Regions from separate parts of the Homo sapiens genome. Here region 2 is linked to region 1. Evidence: read pairs that join two places in POLR2A ChIA-PET (ENCODE). Cell type or tissue: Caco-2. All regions are shown on one strand. Each heading gives the region's core, and the rest is flanking DNA. Links, peaks and the distances in the headings are about the cores only. Region 1 has its middle 9.3 kb from the start of OR1I1. Region 2 overlaps TECR (trans-2,3-enoyl-CoA reductase).

The links. Peaks named below come from ENCODE experiments on the same cell type or tissue, not always from the same donor. Only the 100,000 strongest peaks of a DNase experiment are listed, where the experiment ranks them.
Region 2: POLR2A ChIA-PET joins it to region 1 with 7 read pairs; 1 of 35 experiments calls an interaction of 5 or more read pairs at or near these places.

What each region holds. Positions count from the first base shown.
Region 1 is chr19:15,070,232-15,075,603 of GRCh38, reverse strand. No RefSeq gene overlaps it. Among named protein-coding and RNA genes, the nearest start is that of OR1I1, 9.3 kb to the left of the region's middle. In Caco-2, for the core only: a CTCF peak has its summit at 2,229 (motif pointing left); DNase peaks (open chromatin) are centred at 2,123 and 2,473.
Region 2 is chr19:14,534,061-14,539,432 of GRCh38, reverse strand. The region is part of intron 1 of TECR (trans-2,3-enoyl-CoA reductase); the gene reads right to left. It also overlaps a transcript of DNAJB1 not described here. Among named protein-coding and RNA genes, the nearest start is that of TECR, 7.2 kb to the right of the region's middle. In Caco-2, for the core only: no CTCF peak of the experiment used is centred there; DNase peaks (open chromatin) are centred at 1,972 and 2,322.

The DNA of each region.
Region 1 (5,372 bases), core at 60-5,059:
TACTCTCATTTTCTTTTTTTTTAAAAATATATATATTTTTATTATACTTTAAGTTCTAGGGTATTCATTTCCCTGGCTGATAGTGAAGTTGACCTCTTTTTCTTTTTCTTTTTTCTTTTTTAACTTCACTAGCAGGAAAGACCTCTTTTCATTATTTTATTTTATTTTTATTTTATTTTATTTTATTTTCAGATGGAGTCTCACTCTGTCACCCAGGCTGGAGTGCAGTGGTGCGATTTTGGCTCACTGCAACCTCCGCCTCCCAGGTTCAAGCGATTTTCCTGCCTCAACCTCCTGAGTAGCTGGGATTACAGGCACGTGCCACTAGGCCCAGCTAATTTTTGTATTTTTAGTAGAGACAGGGTTTCGCCATGTTGGCCAGGCTGGTCTCGAACATCTGACCTCAAGTGATCCACCCGCCTCAGCCTCCCAAAGTGCTGGGATTACAGTCGTGAGCCACCGGGTCTGGCCCGTTTATTTTAATTTTTTAAAGAGCTTCTCACCTGTGGCTGCCCATTTCAAAGATTATCTGCATATTTGGACACATTTAGGTTATTTGTGTCTTATTTGCAGAAGATCTTTGTATCTTAGGTGTATTGACCTTTTAGTTGTAACAGCTGTTATCTGGCCCAGGACTTGTACAAAATATCATTAACCCTGACACATCTGCATGCTTGAACTGGTCTCTAGACCCCAGTACTTCAACTCTTGCTGCCTACTGGAATCACTGGGGCAGCTAGGGTTGATATTGTGGAGGCCTGGTGGCAGGGCCCAGCTCCCCAAGATTTAGCTTTCAATGGTTTGGGACACAGAAATCAGGATATTTTTATCACAGTAAGATTCACATAATATAAAAGTCATCATTTAAACCTTTTTAAAGTGTACAATTCAGTGGCATTTAGTACGTTCACAAGGTTGTACAACCCCACCTCTATCTAGTTCTAGAACACTTTCACCCCCTCAAAAGGATACTCTATCCCCATGAGCAGTCACTCCCCATTCCCACTCCCTAGCCCATGGCTACCTCTAACCTACTTTCTACGTCTGTGGATTTATCTATTCTGGACACTCATGCAAATGGAATTATGCACTATGAAGCCCTCTTTGTCTGGCTTCTTTCACTCAGCATCATGCTTTCTTTTCTCTTTCTTTTCTTTTTCTTTTTTAAGACAGGGTCTTTCTCTGTTGCCCAGGCTGGAGTGCAGTGGTGTGATCATGGCTCACTGCAACCTCCACTTCCAGGCATCAAGTAATCCTCCCACCTCAGCCTCCTTAGTAGCTGGGACTAAGATGCACACCATCATGCCAGGCTAATTTTTGCATGTTTTGTAGCGATGTGGTTTCATCATGTTGCCCAGGCTGGTCTTGAACTCCTGAGCTCAAGTGATCCTCCTGCCTCAGCCTCCCAAAGTGCTGGGATTACAGGCATGAGCCACTGAGGCAGGCCTGTTTTCAATGTTTATCCACATTGTAGCATGAATCGGTACTGCATTCTAATTTTTTTGTTTTTTTTCTTGTTTCTTTTTGAGACAGAGTTCTGCTCTGTCACCCAGGGTGGAGGGCAGTGGCGCGATCTTGTCTCACTGCAACCTCCACCTCCCAGGTTCAAGTGATTCTCTTGACTCAGCCTCCCGAATAGCTGGGATTACAGGCACACACCACCATGCCCGGCTAATATTTTTGTATTTTTATTTTGTATTTTTTAGTAGAGAAAGGGTTTCGTCGTGTTGGCCAGGCTGGTCTTGAACTCCTGACCTCAGGTGATCTGCCTGCCTCCAGGGTTCCCTAACATGTTATTCCTAACATAGGGAATCTTCTTTCCTTTCTGGATCTTTTCCCTGATCTAGGAGAGAATTAACTAAGAGTCTGGTACCTTTTTAAGTCTGATAATATTTATAATCTATTCTCTCTGAAGCCTGCTACCTGGAAGCTTCATCTGCATGATAAAACTTTGGTCTCCACAATCCCTTATCTTAACCCAGACATTCCTTTCTGTTGATTCCAGGTCTTTAGATAATAATTCTTTTCAACCAATTGCCAATCAGAAAATCTTTGAATCCGCCTACGACCTGGAGGTCCCTGCTTCCAGTTGTCCCGCCTTTCCGGCCTGAGCCAGTGTACATTTTACATGTATTGATTGAGGTAAGCTCTCATTGTTGAGAGCCTGATTCTGTCGCTGTTCGGGGCACCACTATGTAACCTACCACGACCCCTGGTGGACTGAACAAAGGGGGCGAACGCAAGAATAAAAGACAAGAGACAAAAGAGTATATTTGGAAGAAGGGGTCGGGGGCACCTTGCCTCTAGTGGACAAGGGCCCTGAGCTTTACACAGCCCTCCGTATTTATTAGGCAAAAAAGATAGTGAGAAGCGGGGTGGAAGAAGGAGTCCAGGGGCTCAGTCCAGAGTAGGCTTGCAAGACTGCATTCCTCGAACAGCAGGCTCTAGATGTTGCAGTAGATAACCTCCACGCCAGAGATTGCCTCCGGCAAACCTTCTGTCGGCAGGAGCAGTCGTGAGTTTGCTCACATCCTGCATTCATGGTACACAGTTTGCTGTTTGATCACGTAGCCTCCGGTGGAATGCTGAGTTGGTCACGTCCCACGGGTCTTCGGCTCCCTACATCTCACGTCTCCCTAAAATGTATAAAACCAAGCTGCACCCTGACCATCTTGGACACATGTTCTCAGGATCTCCTGAGGGCTGTGTCATGGACCATGGTCGCTCATATTTGGCTCAGAAAAAATTTCTTCAAACATTTTATAGAGTTTGACTCTTTTCAATAACAGATGGTACTTTATTTTTTTAAATTGCCAAATAATATTATATTCTATGGATAACTGTACATTTATTTATTTGTTTATTTATTTATTTTGAGATGGAGTCTCGCTCTGTTGCCCAGGCTGGAGTGCAGTGGCACAACCTCGGCTCACTGCAACTTCCACCTCCCGGGTTCAAGCGATTCTCCTGCCTTGGCCTCCCAAGTAGGTGGGACTACAGGCCCCCACCACCATGCCAGGCCAATTTTTGTATTTTTAGTAGAGACGGGGTTTCACCATGTTGGTCAGGCTGGTCTTGAACTCCTGACCTCAAGCAATCCACCCACCTCGGCCTCCCAAAGTGCTGGGATTACAGGCATGAGCCACTGTACCCAGCAGGTAACTGTACTCTTAAGTAAAGAGACAGACTCGCTTTAAAGGAAAATATGAACGAAATAATAGTACAGGAGTTTGTTGATATGGGGTGAAGGTGGTATGCAAAGAAGATCAGATCTTGACATGGCGCTCACTTGCTCTTCCTTCAGATTCCCGTTCAAATGTCACCTCCATGACCTTCTGTCTGGGTGTAGAGTTTCCTTTTAGGTAATAAAAATATTCTGGGACGAGACAGAGGTGTTGGTTGCACAGCACTGTGAATGCACTAAATGCCAGTGCTTGAATATTTTAAAATGGTTAAAGCGCGGCCGGGCATGGTGGCTCATGCCTATAATCCCAGCACTTTGGGAGGCTGAGGTGGGAAGATCACCTGGGGTCAGGAGTTTGAGACCAGCCTGGCCAACATGGTGAAACCCCGTCTCTACTAAAAACACAAAAATTAGCCGGGCATGGTGGTGGGCGCCTGTAATCCCAGCTACTTGGGAGGCTGAGGCAGGAGAATCGCTTGAACCCGGGAGGTGGAGGTTGCAGTGAGCCGAGATCATACCACTGCACTCCAGCCTGGGCAACAAGAGCAAAACTCTGTCTCAAAACAAAAAACAAAAAACAAAAAACAATGGTTAAAGCGATACATTTGATATTATGTGTATTTTGCCACAATAAAAAAGCATCTTGCTCCCATGATTCTGTAACCCACTTACGATGTTTTATTTTTCTCCATGACACTTAGCACTAGCAAAAATATATATTGCAGTGCTATGTGTTTGCTTATCACAGCATTTCCGTACACAATGTCAGTTCCATGAGATCAATGACTTTGTCTTTGTCGGTGATGCTATTTCTAGCACCTAGTACAGCATTTGGTATTTGACAGAGATTCGATAAATTATTTTAATGCAATGAATGAGTGAACAAATCTATTGAAATTAAAATGCTCATACACTTTTTTTTTTTTTTTTTGAGATGGAGTCTCGCTCTGTCACCCAGGCTGGAGTGCAGTGGCGTGATCTCGGCTCACTGTAAACTCCGCCTCCTGGGTTCACGCCATTCTCCTGCCTCAGCCACCCAAGTAGCTGGGACTACAGGTGCCCGCCACCATGCCCGACTAATTTCTTTTTGTATTTTTAGTAGAGACGGGGTTTCACCGTGTTAGCCAGGATGGTCTCGATCTCCTGACCTCGTGATCCGCCTGCCTCGGCCTCCCAAAGTGCTGGGATTAATTGCTCATACACTTTTAACAAGCCATACTACTCCTGGAGAAATGTTTGTACATAGTATGTGAGACTCACACTACTGGTGGTACATCGAGATGACTTTTAGTGGATCATAAATGAACACTTAAGATTTTACTCGTATATCCTTTTTTTTTTATCTTTTTTTTTTTGAGATGGAGTCTCGCTCTGTCTCCAGGCTGGAGTGCAGTGGCACAATCTCAGCTCACTGCAACCTCTGCCTCCCAGATTCAAGTAATTCTTCTGCCTTAACCTCCCGAGTAGCTGGGACTACAGGTGCACGCCACCACGCCTGGCTAATTTTTATATTTTTAGTAGATATGGGGTTTCACCTTGTTGGCCAGGATGGTTTTGATCTCTTGACCTTGTGATCCACCCTCCTCGGCCTCCCAAAATGCTGGGATTACAGGCGTGAGCCACCACGCCCGGCTTTACTTGTATATTCTTATTGGTATGGTTATGGTCAGGCCTCTGAGCCGAAGCTCAGCCATTGTAACTCCTGTGACCTGCACATATACGTCTAGATGGCCTGCAGGAGCCAAAAAATCTGGAGCAGCCGAAAAACCACAAAGAAGTGAAACAGCCAGTTCCTGTCTTAACTAATTAACCCACCTTATGACATTCCACCATTATGACTTGTTCCTGCCCTGCCCCAACTGATCAATCAACCCTGTGACATTCTTCTGGACAATGAGTCCCATCATCTCTCCACCATGCACCTTGTGACCCCCTCCTCTGCTGACAATAGACAACTACCTTTAACTGTAACTTTCCACGGCCTACCCAAGCCCTATAAAGCTGCTCCTCTCCTATCTCCCTTTGCTGACTCTCTTTTTGGACTCAGCCCACTTGCACCCAAGTGAATCAACAGCCTTGTTGCTCCACACAAAGCCTGTTTAGGTAGTCTTCTATACGGACACGCGTGACAGTTATTTCCTATTGTGGCAAGTGATACTAACTTTCCTTTTATAATAGGTACATTTTC
Region 2 (5,372 bases), core at 249-5,248, 540 kb after region 1:
AGACTGTCTTCTAGCCTCCACTTCCTGGGATGATTCTTTGTCACAACAGGTTAAAAAGTGGGCTCTGAGTGTGGTGTGACTTCCCCAAGGGTCTTCCCATGAAGAAGGAAAGAGCTGATCATCTCAAAATGTGACTTGCAGCCAGGTGTGGTGGCTCACGCCTGTAATCCCAGTACTTTGGGAGGCCGAGGCAGGTGGATCACGAAGTCAGGAGATCGAGACCATCCTGGCTAACACGGTAAAACTTCGTCTCTACTAAAAATACAAAAAAAAAAAAAAAAAAAAAAAAAAATTAGCCGGGCGTGGTGGTGGGCGCCTGTAGTCCCAGCTACTCAGGAGGCTGAGGCAGGAGAATCGCATGAACCCGGGAGGCGGAGATTGCAGTGAGCCGAGATGGAGCCACTGAACTCCAGCCTGGGTGACGGAGCGAGACTCTGTCTCAAAAAAAAAAAAAAATGTGACTTGCATGGTGTGTGACATTATATCAAAACTGAGGCACTGGCATCTGGGCTTCTTCCTCCACCTTCTGGGCATATGATTTGACATCAGTCTGTCTCCTGGCGCCTGGTGGACCTTCTTCATTAAGTTTTGAAGCTTTTCTCAGCCAGGCGTGGTGGCTCATGCCTATAATCCCAGCACTTTGGGAGGCTGAGGCGGGTGGATCACGAGGTCAGGAGTTCAAGACCAGCCTGGCCAAGATGCTGAAACCCCGTCTCTACTAAAAATACAAAAATTAGCCAGGCATGGTGGCACGTGCCTGTAATCCCAGCTACTCGGGAGGCTGAGGCAGGACAATCACTTGAACCCAGGAGGCAGAGGTTGCAGTGAGCCAAGATTACGCCACTGCACTCCAGCCTGGTGACAGAGGAAGACTCTATCTCAAAAAAAAAAAAAAAGAAAAAAAAGAGTTTTGAGGCCTTCCAAAGAGGTCAGGTGCCAAAAGCATCTCAGGCAGCCCTGGGGATGCTGATCTGTCCTTACCTGCCTAACGTGGGTCCCTCTCCGCTTAAGGATTTTTACCCTGCCTGTGGGCCGCGAAGCATGCTGAGCACTTCACACTCCCCCACAGGCCCCCAGGTGTCGTTATCCTGGCCTCACAGGGTGACAAAACTGAAGCTTAGGTTAAGTCACTGTCCCAAGGACAGAGTGGGTGGCCTCCAAGTCCTTCACCACCACCACACACTTGATTCTTTCCCCAGTGCACGACCCACAGCAAAGCCCACTCTGGTTCTAGAAGAATCCCAGCTCTGCTAGCCACTAGCTGTGGACAAGTCGCTTCACTTTCTGTGCCTCAGTTTCTCCATCAGTCAAGTAGAGATAAGAACAGCATCTACGTCTTATGTTTAGTACACGATTTAGATATGTTACTAGATAAGAAGCACTCACACTGCCGGCGCAGTGGCTCACGCCTGTAATCCCAACACTTTGGGAGGCCAAGTTGGGCGGATCACCTGAGGTCAAGAGTTTCAGACCAGCCTGGCCAACATGGTGAAACCCCATCTCTACTAAAAATACAAAAACTAGCCAAGTGTGGTGGTGGGCACCTGTAATCCCAGCTACTCGGGAGACTAAGGCAGGAGAATCGCCTGAACCCGGGAGGCGGAGGTGCAGCGAGCCGAGATCACGCCATTGCACCCCAGCCTAGGGGACAAGAGCGAGACTTCGTCTCAAAAAAAAAAAAAAAAAAACACTGATAATTAAGCACTATATTCACCGTAATTTACTAGGAAGATTACTATATTCTGGCTGCCGCAGGAAATGTCCCAGGTATTAAAACATTCTCAGCTGCCACTATCAGTATCAGCAAGAAGGTGTTAAGACCCAGCCTGAACTTGACCAACTAGCTCAAGGTCTCTGGCCTTTCTCACGCAGCCAGGCTTGTCAATGAAAGTGCAGGATTCCCGACCAAACCCAACCACCTTATCAGAGTCGCAAGGCCTTTCCAAGCACCGCCCTCACTCAAGGCTGTCAACCCTCCTCTGTTCTCAGGAACCAGTTAGTCCAGAAGGCTTTGCTGGGCCCAGCTGGTGGAGCCTCTAAATCCACCTGGGTGCGGCTGAAACAGCTACTCCACCTGGCACACACCAAAGCCCACCACTCATCCCGTCCCACCTTCTTGTTACTCGGTCCCGCCTCCCCCTCCCTGGTCCCGCCTCCCCCTCCCTGGTCCCGCCTCCCCCATCCAGGCCCGCCGCTTCCTTCTTGCCCCGCCTCCTCCTCCTGAGCCCCACCTCCTCCCCCTCGGCCTCCCCTTCCCCCCCGGCCCCGCCTCTTCTTTCTCAGCCCTACCTCCTCATCCTCAGGAACCACCTCCTCCACCTCAGCCCTGCCCCCTCCTCCTCCTCAGGACATGCCTTTTCCTGCTAAACTCTGCCTCCTACTCCTTGGGACCCGCCTCCCCCTCCTCGACACCCCTCCCCGTCCTCAAGCCCCACCTCCTCCTCCTCGGCCCCGCCCCCTCCTCGGCCCCTCCTCCCCACATCTGCCCCGTGTCCAGAGGTCCAGAGGTGAGTAGGGCCGTACTACTTGTCAAATGTTAGCTGCTGCAAGGTGCTGCACCAAGCTGAGGCTTTCCAGGTATGTATCTGCTCATACGATGCTCACCAGACCAAGAAACCCTTGAAACGATAACCCTGGGAGGCAGGGACAATTATCCCAGTCAATATGAACATTGGGCAGGAGAGAGGAAGGGGCCTCAGCTGTAGCATTTGCCACTTTCCGTGATGTAAATACCCTACCTGTGACTTAGAGATGTCAGCCTGATATCCCTGAACACAGAGTTGGGAAGATGCACACCATCAGCCAATGTCAGCCGGGTCTCGCACACCCAGGTGTCATTTTATGGATTAAAAAGCTAGTTCAAGGCCAGCCGCTGTGGCTCACGCCTGTAATCCCAACACTCTGGGAGGCCAAGGTGGGAGAATCACTTAAGGTCAGGAGTTCAAGACCAGCCTGGCCAATATGGTGAAACCCCATCTCTACTAAAAATACAAAAATTAGCCGGGCGTGGTGGTGGGCGCCTGTAATCCCAGCTACTCAGGAGGCTGAGGCAGGAGAATCGCTTGAACCCAGGAGGCAGAGGTTGCAGTGAGCCTAGATGGCACCACTGCACTCCAGCCTGGGCAACAGAGGGGGACTCTGTCTCACGAAAAAAAAAAAAAAAAACTAGCTCGAGAAACTAAAGACCTTGCCCGTGGGCTCCAAACCTTGTCAGTGGCAGTTAAGCATATGAGCCTAGCACTGATCCAAAGCCCGTAAGCATTGCCACCTTCCCAGGAAGAGTATCAATCAATACTGCCCAACCCAAAGGGGAACTGGCCTGCAGCCCTGGAAAAGGCCTTGTTCTCTGGGTCTCAGGTCCCTCATCTGTAACTTTACAGAAGTTAAACCAGAAAAATTATCTCAAGCCTGGGGCTCTGAGATTCTGAGTGCCTACAGCAAAGAAATGGCCTAAGTACAAAGCTACAGCCAGGACAGAAGGGACTCCACCAGGAGAATCTGCCCAGTGAGTCACCATCTGCTCAAAGCAAGAAGCCTGCAGGAAAATCTGAAAAGCCTAAGATCCCCTCCAACCCCCTCAGGATCTTGGCCTGAGTCAGGCTAACATAGGAAAGGTCTTTATAGCTCACCACAGCTCAAGGCTCACCACTTTCCCTTTTTTTTTTTTTTTTTTTTTGAGACAGAGTCTCACTCTGTTGCCCAGGACCGGAATGCAGTGGTGCGATCTCAGCTCGTCCGCGACCTCCACCTCCCAGGTTCAAACGAATTCTCCTGCCTCAGTCTCTCGAGTACCTGGGATTACAGGAGTGCACCATGATGCCTGGCTAATTTATATATACATACATATATATATATATATATATATATATATATATATATATATATATATTTTTTTTTTTTTTTTTTTTTTTTTTTTTTTTTTTTTTGAGACGGAGTCTCGCTCTGTCGCCCAGGCTGGAGTGCAGTGGCGCGATCTCGGCTCACTGCAAGCTCCGCCTCCCGGGTCAAGCCATTCTCCTGCCTCAGCCTCCCAAGTAGCTGGGACTACAGGTACCCACCACCACACTCAGCTAACTTTTTCTATTTTTTAGTAGAGACGGGGTTTCACTGTGTTAGCCAGGATGGTCTCGATCTCCTGGCCTCGTGATTCACCCACCTCGGCCTCCCAAAGTGCTGGGATTACAGGCATGAGCCACTGCACCCGGCCAATTTTTATATTTTTAGTGGAGAGGGGGTTTCGCCATGTTGGCCAGGCTAGTCTTGAACTCCTGACCTCAGGTGATCCTCCTGCCTCAGCCTCCCAACGTGCTGGGATTACAGGCATGAACCACTGCACCCAGGCAAGGCTCATCACTCTCAATCCTGCCCTTACTGCAAGGGGCAGCCCATCCGATTTTAGGGCAGAGAAAGACCCTCTCCCAGCAGTCCACACTGACCCGCAGCACCTCGCCCTCCCTTCAGGGATGCTCTGTCCTCAGAACACAGCAGGAGAGCCACCAGCTGTCCTAGGGCAGCATCAGCAGAGAAGCCATCAGTGTGGACAAAACTGGAGTCTGACAAACCCAGGTTCAGCTCCCTGGCTTCCAGGCTCTGTGACCTTGACCAGCTTAGTTTACCTCTCTGAGCTTCAGTTGCATTATCTGTAAAGTAGAACAGTAGTTCCCATCTGATCAGGTGCTAATAAGACTCACCCCTGGGCAAGGTGCGGTGGCTCACACCTATAATCCCAGCACTTTGGGATGCCAAGGCAGGAGGATCGCTTGAGCCCAGGAGTTCGAGACCAGCCTGGACTAACATGGTGAAACCCCATCTCTACTAAAACTACAGAAATTAGCCGGGCATGGTGGCACCCACCTGTAATAACAGCTACTTGGGAGGCTGAGGCAGGAAAATCGCTTGAACCGGGGAGGTGGAGGTTGCAGTGAGGTGAGATCACATCACTGCACTCCAGCCTGGGTGACAGAGCGAGACTCTGTCACAAAAAAAAAAAAAAAAAAAAAAAAAAAAAAGGCCAGGCATGGTGGCTCACTCCTGTAATCCCAGCACCCTGGGAGGCCGAGGCGGGCGGATCATAAGGTCAGGAGATCGAGACCATCCTGGCTAACACGGTGAAACCTCATCTCTACTAAAAATACAAAAAATTAGCCAGGCATGGTGGCAGGCACCTGTAGTTCCAGCTACTCGGGAGGCTGAGGCAGGAGAATGGCGTGAACCCGGGAGGCGGAGCTTACAGTGAGCCAAGATGGAGCCACTGCACTCCAGCCTGGGCGAGAGTGCGAGACTCTGTGTAAAAAAAAAAAAAGAAAGAAAACACCCTAAATGTGGGTTATGGGGGACCCCAAGAGGCTCGCTTCTGGGTATTCAGCTGCGGG